Regions from separate parts of the Homo sapiens genome. Here region 2 is linked to region 1. A link is an interaction called in ENCODE POLR2A ChIA-PET data of the cell type or tissue named here. Cell type or tissue: CD4-positive, alpha-beta T cell. All regions are shown on one strand. Links, peaks and the distances in the headings refer to the core of each region. The heading gives the core; the rest is flanking DNA. Region 1 overlaps CALM3 (calmodulin 3). Region 2 has its middle 27 kb from the start of PNMA8B.

Evidence for each region. Peaks named below come from ENCODE experiments on the same cell type or tissue, not always from the same donor. Only the 100,000 strongest peaks of a DNase experiment are listed, where the experiment ranks them.
Region 2: POLR2A ChIA-PET joins it to region 1 with 20 read pairs; 12 of 35 experiments call an interaction of 5 or more read pairs at or near these places.

The regions. Positions count from the first base shown.
Region 1 is chr19:46,610,320-46,614,702 of GRCh38, reverse strand. CALM3 (calmodulin 3) reads right to left here. Exons shown (of 6, transcript NM_005184.4): 6 at 3,921-4,383. It also overlaps a transcript of PTGIR not described here. Among named protein-coding and RNA genes, the nearest start is that of CALM3, 11 kb to the right of the region's middle. RefSeq lists enhancers at 183-282, 453-502. In CD4-positive, alpha-beta T cell, for the core only: a CTCF peak has its summit at 384 (motif pointing left); DNase peaks (open chromatin) are centred at 382, 2,312 and 3,182; H3K4me3 peaks cover 1,172 bases; H3K27ac peaks cover 2,537 bases.
Region 2 is chr19:46,520,922-46,525,304 of GRCh38, reverse strand. It overlaps the pseudogene PPP5D1P. Among named protein-coding and RNA genes, the nearest start is that of PNMA8B, 27 kb to the right of the region's middle. RefSeq lists a silencer at 3,036-3,215. In CD4-positive, alpha-beta T cell, for the core only: no CTCF peak of the experiment used is centred there; a DNase peak (open chromatin) is centred at 2,164; H3K27ac peaks cover 1,132 bases.

The DNA of each region.
Region 1 (4,383 bases), core at 258-4,257:
GTTTCATCATGTTGGCCAGGCTGGTCTCAAACTCCTGACCTCAGGTGATCCACCTACCTCAGCCTCCCAAAGTGCTGGGATTATAGGCTTGAGCCACCGCACCCTGTGTGTTTTGAATATTTTTGATCTGCAGTTGGCTCAAACCAGCAGACACAGAGGCTGACTGCTCTAGGCGCCTGCCCTAGTCTGGGGTGGGGCTCAGGAAGTGATGTGCTGGGAACGGGGGACTCAAGGGGACTTGATTCATTTTACGATTTCTTTCTTTTTATTCATTCCCATCTCCCTAGCACCCGGCCTGACCCACAAATGGGACTTAAACACCGGCGCACACAGATTTATGCCGTGGGCTGGGCCTGGGAGTTGCAGCTCTTCAGGGTCTTCCGTGGTCATTGCCCCACCTGCTGGTCACACTGGGAGTGACACTCAGGAGTGGCCCCAGAGCCACCCTCTGGGAAGTGAGGGGATCCTTGGGAGCCCGAGGATCCCAGGCGGCCCTGGTTGGGCATCCCTGGTAAGTCCCCTTCTCTAGTCACTTTCTCAGGACAGGTTTTGAGCTGGTCTGGTAGACCTGCGAGGCTGAACTGGAAATGACTCCCGGTCTAGGCATTTCTCTTCTTTGGGCTGGAGCCGGCTCCCCTCAGCGCTTGCCCAGGGGCCATTAGAAGCTGAGTGCGGTCTATTTGTCTTTGATTAATAAAAAATGGGAAGGGAAGTCATGATTATTTAATAATGTAGCCTGTCTGGCAGTAAAAGTCTTTCAAAACATAGGGCCCAAGGGGGAAACTACTTATAGGCCGCTGAGAAGCATGGGTACCGGGATGCGGTGGGAGAAGGCGTGGGCGTTGGGATCCGAGTGCGCTGGGCTTTGAGACCCCGCTCAGCTGCTTCCAGTAAGTGTGGTGCAAGAGGCTTCACCTGCCCGGCCTCCACTCCTCTACTGCCAGATTTCTCTAGTGACTCCTGCCGGCAAGCCTGGGCAGGGTCCGCACACCTTGAGCGGGTGCTGCGTTTTAATCAGTCCATCCAGCCTGGGTATGAACTAAGTGAAATGATGTCTATAAAGTTTGGCACGGCCGGGCGCGGTGGCTCACGCCTGTAATCCTAGTACTTTGGGAGGCCGAGGCGGGCGGACTGCCTGAGCTCAGGAGTTTGAGACCAGCCTGGGCAACACGGTGAAACCCCGTCTCTACTAAAATACAAAAGAAATTAGTGGGGCGTGGCGCCTGTGATCCCAGCTATTCAGGAGGCTGAGGCAGGAGAATTGCTTGAACCTGGGAGGCGGAAGTTGCAGTGAGCCGAGATGGCGCCACTGCATTCCAGCCTAGGCTGGGGGGGAAGGGGGGGCATGGGGGGGTAGGGGGAGGCGAAAAGAGAGAGAGTTTGGCATCCCAGCACTTTGGGAGGTTGAGGCAGGCGGAGGTCATTTGAGGTCAGGAATTAGAGACCAGCCTGGCTAACATGGTGAAACCCCGTTTCTACCAAAATACAAAAATTAGCCGGGCATGGTGGCATGACCCTGTAATCCCAGCTACTCGGGAGGCTGAGGCAGGAGAATCACTTGAACCTGGGAGGCAGAGGTTGCAGTGAACCGAGATCATGCCATTGCACTCCAGCCTGGGAGACAAGAGTGAGACTCCATCTCAAAAAAAAAAAAAAAAAAAAAAAAAAAAAAAAAGTTTGGCACAACCCAAGTTGGTGGATATTTGTATCGTCTTCCTTTACAGATTATTATCCTTTGCCATTTTGCAGACTTGTAAATGGAGGCCAAGGGAAGTTAAATCGCTGCTCCAAGTTTATTGAAGTGGCAGAGGTGGCCCCTTGGGACTTAGTGAGCACGAAGACTCACTCTTGTGAGTGAGTCTCAACCTGGGATTTGAGCCCAATCCTGTGGGAAACCACAGCCCATCTTTGACTCAACTACTAGACCAGAATTTTTCTCAGGTACCCTTACTGCTAAGGGGGCAGCTCCCATTTCAGACCCCACCACTGGGACGCCAGCCTCAGCCTGGCCTCCCCACTGGCTCTGGCTCTGGCCTGCCTGAAGTCTGTCTGTTTTTAAACTACCATTTACCCTAAAGCCCAGCTGCTGTGGGCTTGGACTCCTCAGGGTTAGATCTGGTTCAGATTCCGGCTGTGTCACTTCCTACTTCATAACCTTGCAGTAGTGACTTCACTTCTCTGGGCCTCAGTTTCCTGGTCAGCAAAATGGGAACTAATGGCATCCAGCCCAAATGGTTGCTTTAAGGCTCCGATGAGCTCATGGATGCAGAGCTTCAAAGGCAGCCCATGAAGCAGGAAGCACCCAGCCAGTGGCGGCAGGTGCTCACAGAACACTTCCTGAGCACTGCACACCCCCCTCCTTCCTGTAGCCTCATCCAATCCTCAGCTCAGGAGGCAGGTACCATTATACCCCCATTTTGTGGACAGGGTCATTGAGGTCCAGAAACTCTAAGGCATCTGCCCAAGGCCACAAGGCAGGTAAGTGCTGGAACCGGAATGCTAAGGCAGGTGCTTTTGCTCAGACCCCAAGTTATCCACTATACTCTACCGTCTTTACTGCACCACCAAATGCCAAGCCACAACCAGGTGGCAGGAAAAGGGGGCCCAGAAGCTGGGGCCCTGGAAAATGGCCTGCCACTCCCAATGTCTCCACCCTCGCCGCTGGCTCCGGTGACTGGGATGCACCAGGAAAACCCAGCCGAGGCCTGATCTCTCTGCCACAAGGAGGGCCCTGGGATTGGGCCAGGCTTCCCCTGCCCTCTGAGGCCAAGTGCAGATGAGTGGAAGGACCTCTTTTTATTCCACTGACTTCTGTCTCTGCTCCACCCTTGCCCAGCTCCTGTGTGAGAAGCTCAGAAGTTAAAGACAATGCTTATTAACCTCTCATTCCCCATTCCCCCGAGGGAGAATGAGAAGAGCCCTTGAGGATTCTGACCCATCCCTCCACTATAGCCCCACTGGAATGGGAGGGTCTTGCTATGTTGCCCAGGCTGGTCTCAAACTCTTGGCATCAAGCAATCCTCCTGCCTCAGCCTCTCAAAGTAGGAGGATTACAGGAATGTGCCACTGGGCGCTGTTGAGGCGGCTTCTTCCTCACATCCCCACTTGCCACGAGAAAGTTGAGCTTTCTGTGGTTTGTAATTTGGCTGTGACCGCATAGTGGTTTGTACTCTGCCTTGTGTGGTTTGCAATTGTTTTGGGCTTTTTGTTTCAGATCTTCAAACCAACACTGAGTCCCGTGCCCTCCCTGTGAGCTCAGGACCATGCCTTTCTCACCACTGTAGATCCAAACTTGGCATGTTTTGGCTGCCTGTGAGACTAAAGCAGTGAATGCCACCCCTCTCCCCAAAGCATCAAGAGGCTCACCCACTGCAGGGCCTGCCCCTGCCTTCCTCTCTTCACCCGGCTGGGCTCCAAGCTGCTCGGGGCTCTCACCCAGTCTCGCTGGATTTCCTTCAGTTCCTTGATGTCTGGGCTTCTCTTGCCTCAGGGCTTCCATACATGTCGTCCCCCCGAACTGGAATGCCCTTCCGTCCTTCCCCTACCCGGCTAGGGGACTGCCCATCTTTCAGGTAGGTCTCAGCTCAGTCCTGCCACCTGACTGGGCTGACCCCTTCTCTGTGTGCTCCCATGGCATGATGGGCCTGCCTCAGAGGAGCCTTCTCAGTCCCCGCCTTTCAGTCCATTTGTGCGACTATCTCTAGGACAGGACCCTGCCGTTGATGACCCTGCGATCTAGCTGGGATCAGAACTGTGGTTCAGAGGCGTCCACTGGGCTGCACTGACTGGACACAGCTTCAGAGCCAGCTTTGAGGAGAGGCTCTTCCACCTCTGGGCCAAAGGAGTCAGTGCTGGGGTTGGTGTGTATGTGTGTTGGAGGGGGGCAGGCCAGAAACTGAGACAGGAGGAGAGGAGCCAAATCAGGTAGTCACTGTATTTTATTGGAAAACATTGATATATATTTTTCTTCACAGCTTGAACTGAACACAATATTGCCCGGTTTAAAAAAAACAAAACCAAAACATTCCGAAAATGTCCACAGCCTCACGCCTACCTGCCCTTACCCTCAGCTCTTGGCTGGGTCTCCCACTATGCCCCATCCCTCCTTCCCTCAGAGGCTGGGTGCCAGAGGGTGGATGAGAAGAGATTCTCAAAGCTGGGCAGGTCCCAGGAAAAGCCACTTGATCGACCTGGGCAGTGAGGGGAAGCAGGGGGTGGGGGGTGGGGTGGGGAGGTGGTGGGGGGAGCCAGATGAAATGAACAGAAAAGGGGAAAAAACCCAGACGACTGAACTGCCCACATTGACTTACTTGTCCCAGAGGCGAAAGTCAGAAGCAAGGGCACGGATCATGCTCTCCGCTGGGGGAGTATGGGGGCAGGCAG
Region 2 (4,383 bases), core at 77-4,076, 89 kb after region 1:
GTGGCTGACACCTGTAATCCCAGCACTTTGGGAGGCCGAGGCGGGTGGATCACTTGAGGTAAGGAGTTCAATGCCAGCCTGGCCAACATGGTGAAACTTCGTCTCTACTAAAAATACTAAAATTAGCTGGGTGTGGTGGTGCACACCTGTAGTCCTAGGTACTTGGGAGGCTGAGGCAGGAGAATTGCTTGAACCCAGGAAGGGGAGGTTGCAGTGGTCCAAGATCATGCCACTGCACTCCTGCACTCCAGCCTGGGCAAGAGAGCAAGACTCCATATCAAAAAACAAAAACAGAAACAGAAAAAGAAAAAGAAGGAAGGAAGGAAGGGGCTATTATAAATGCTCTAAAACTTTAGAAAAAAACTTCAATGACACTGTTAATTTCCTCCAAGGCTTACAAACCGAGGTTTCTAGCCTTGCTTCAATAATTTCACAAAATGTATGAGTCTGAGCTACTCTAACTGCCCAAAAAGGAGGTATAATGAATGAAGCTGTCATTTCTGTGTTAATATATCAAGAATTTTTGCCCACACTTCAGAGGATTTTAAAGAACAGATGTAAATCTTATCAGATAGGTGATACTTTTTCCATTTATTTATTTAGTTGGTTACATCTTGGCTCCTGGGAATCTCTCCTCTGGTGAATTTTCCAACCCTTGGCTATATTATTCTCCTCCTAGTCATGATATTAACCTCCCTGGGAGTTGCATCCTCTTAAGGGTTTCCAATGCCTCTCAACAGCCACTGATGCAACTAATGACACCCATCTGCATTAGACAACTTGGAGAACCTAAGGACTCTACCACATATGTCTAAGATGACTATGCAGCTATCAAAAATGACTATACACCCATCTGTCCCAGCCAATAGCACTCCCAGAAAGTAATGCTATACGATTTCATTACCCCCTCAGCTTGCTATGTCAAAAGGGGAAAGTTGTTAAAATAAAATGGGGGGAGCCAGGCGCAGTGGCTCACACCTGTAATCTCAACACTTTGGGAGGCCAAATTGGGAGGATCCTTGAGCCCAGGAGTTTGAGACCAGCCTGGGCAACATGGCAAGACTCCATCTCTATAAAAGTAAAAAAAAAAAAATTAGCTGCACAAAGTGGTGCATGCCTGTGGTCCCAGCTACTTGCGAGGCTGAGGCAACAGGATCACCTGAGCACAGGAGGTTAAGGCTACAGTGAGCTGCGATCGTGCCATTCACTCCAGCCTGGGCAACCGAGCGAGACCCTGTTTCACACACACACACACAAAACTAGGGGGGGTGGATCCGGACTGAGAATTCCCCAAGAAGACAAAATCAGGCCACATAAGCAAAACCTAAGGTACTCTGACTTTTGAATGTAAGCGAAACTCAACTTAGATCTCGATCTCTCTCTCAATCTCTCTCCCTTGTTTTTTTTTTTTTTTTCTGAGATGGAGTCTGGCTCTGTCGCCCAGGCTGGAGTTCAGTGGTGCGATCTCGGCTCACTGCAAGTTCCGCCTTCTGGGTTCACGCCATTCTCCTGCTTCAGCCTCCCGAGTAGCTGGAACTACAGGCGCCCGCCACCTAATTTTTTGTATATTTAATAGAGACGGGGTTTCACCATGTTAGCCAGGATGGTCTCAATCTCCTGACCTCGTGATCCGCCCACCTTGGCCTCCCAAAGTGCTGGGATTACAGGCGTGAGCCACCACGCCCGGCTATCTCTCTCCCTTTCTTTCCTTTCTCCTTTCCTTTCTCTCTTTCTTTCTTTCTTTCTTTCTTTCATGGAATCTTGCTCTGTGACCCAGGCTGGAGTATAGTGGCATGATCTCTGCTCACTGCAGCCTCCATCTCCGGGGTTCAAGCAATTCTTGTGCTTCAGCCTGCCAAGTAGCTGGGATTACAGGCACGCACCACCACGCCCTGCTAATTTTTGTATTTTGTATTTTTTTTTTTTTAGTAGAGACGGGGTTTCACCATGTTGCTCAGGCTGGTCTCAAACTCCTGACCTCAAGTGATCTGTCTGCCTCAGTCTCCCAAAGTGCTGGGATTACAGGGGTGAGCCACCGCACCCAGCCAGCTTAGGTTATTTCTTACAAATGCCTCTGATAATCATAAACGAAACTTAAGTTGCCTTCCCCAAATGATATAAGAGGATTGCTTTTAACCAGTCCCGTGCAATCTGGAAACCTCCACTGTATAGACAGTCACTGTAAAGGTTAAACCACTTCCTGATTTTTGCTTTCTCAGCCATCCTGTAACAACATGCCTCTGAGCTTCTTACTACCTGGGTTGAGGTCTCCTGGATTGTGCCCTGTCCCCACTTTTTTTTAATGACAACAAACTTTTAAATATTTATTCATTGGATCTGATTTTGTTTTGGACACTGGCATGCAAAGGGGAGGGAGATGGTCATAGGACTGTTGTCAACGTTCAAAAGCAAAACAGGATTTATATGAGAAAGGTAAGAGAAGGGAGAGAAAACTTCATACTGAAGTCTGGGTGCCCTGGCTCACACCTGTAATCCCAGCTCCTTGGCAGACTAACACGGGAGGATCACTACAGGCCAGGAGGTCAAGGCTACAGTGAGCCATAATCACGCCATTGCACTCCAGTCTGGGCAACAGAGCAAGACTCTGTCTCAAAAAGAAAAGAAAAATACAACTTTTGACTGAAAACAATGAATTGTGTTTTCACATTTTGGGGGTCAAATTGATTATCCAGAAACTAGAAAAGAGCAGGATGACTGGAGGAGTGAAAGAAAGCTTTTTTTTTTTTTTTTTTTTTTAAGAGACAGGTCTTGCTATGTTGCCCAGGCTGGTCTTGAACTCCTGGCCTCAAGCAATCTTCCTGTCTTGGCCTCCCAAGGTGTTGGGATTACAGGCATTAGCCACTGTGCCCAACCAAGAAAGCAATTTCTGATACTTGGGATTTTCCAGAAAACCTGAAGAGCTTAGCTGTGGAGCGTTTGTAGGAGGCTGTCTCCATGACATCTGCTGTGACCTCCTGTTGGCAATGGCCCATAGTTAGCCCAGGTGACCCCATTCCTTCCTCAAGCTTTCCTCAAGGTCTGTTTTTTCGGTTTGTTTGTTGTTTTTGAGATGGAGTCTTGCTCTGTTGCCTAGGCTGGAGTGCAGTGGTGCGATCTTGGCTCACTGCAACCCCCGTCTCCCGGGTTCAAGTGATTCTCTTGCCTCAGCCTCCCGAGTAGCTGGGACTACAGGCGTGGGCCACCACGTCTGGCTAATTTTTGTGTTTTTAGTAGAGATGGGGTTTCACCATGTTGGCCAGGCTGGTCTCGAACTCCTAACTTCAGGTGATCCGCCCACCTCAGCCTCCCAAAGTGCTGGGATTACAGGCGTGAGCCACCGTGCCCGGCCCTTCAAGGTCTATTTTATCTCCTTCTATGTCTATATCCACAGTAATATCTATGTCTACATTGATGTTTATGTCTATATCCATGTCTACGCCCACAGCTCTATCCTAATCTATACCTACACCATAGGGGCTGCTATATCCTTATTGGTAGCTTATCCTCTATCTGCAACTATATCCACATCTCCATCTACATTCAGATCAGTCTCCCTCTCTCTGTCTATGTCTGTGTTCATTTTCTAGAGCTGCTGTCATAAATTCTCACAAACTTGGTGGCTAAAAATAACAGACGCTTATTTTCTCACAGTTCCGGAGGCCAGATGTTCAAAACAAAGATGCCAGCAGGGCCTTGTTGGCTCTGAAGGTTCTATGGGAGAATCCTTTCTTGCCTCCTCCAGCTTCTGGGGGCTCTTGATGTCTCTTGGCTCCAGTCTCTGGCCTTCTCTTCTTCTCTGTGTCTTTTCTTTTGCTGTGTCTTTTTTTTGGAGGGGGCGGGACAGGGACAGAGTCTCGCTCCATCGTCCAGGCTGGAGTGCAGTGGCTGGCGCGATCTCGGCTCACTGCAACCTCCGCCTCCCGGGTTTAAGCGATTCTTCCACCTCTGCGTCCCAAGTAGCTGGAATTACAATTGCCTGCCACCATGCCTGGCTAATTTTTGTATTTTTAGTAGAGACGGTTTTCACCATGTTGGCCAAGGCTGGTCCTGAACCCCTGATCTCAAGTGATCTGCCCACCTCAGCCTCTCAAAGTGCTGGGATTACAGACATGAGTCACCGCGTCCAGCCAGGTTTCACTTATTTCTGTAGATTCTTGGTCCAACCAACAAGTTTCCCACAATTTATTGCATTATTTAAAAAAATATCTATCATCATAAAAATAATACGTCTGATATTATTTTTCTATAATATTCTAGGCATTATTATATAATATTCTAGGTGGTATTATTATTCTAGGCATACTATTAAACACAGAAAGAAAGACACGGAGGTCAGCAGCCTTCAAAGATGGCTACTAACAATTCCTCCCTTCCCTGTACACA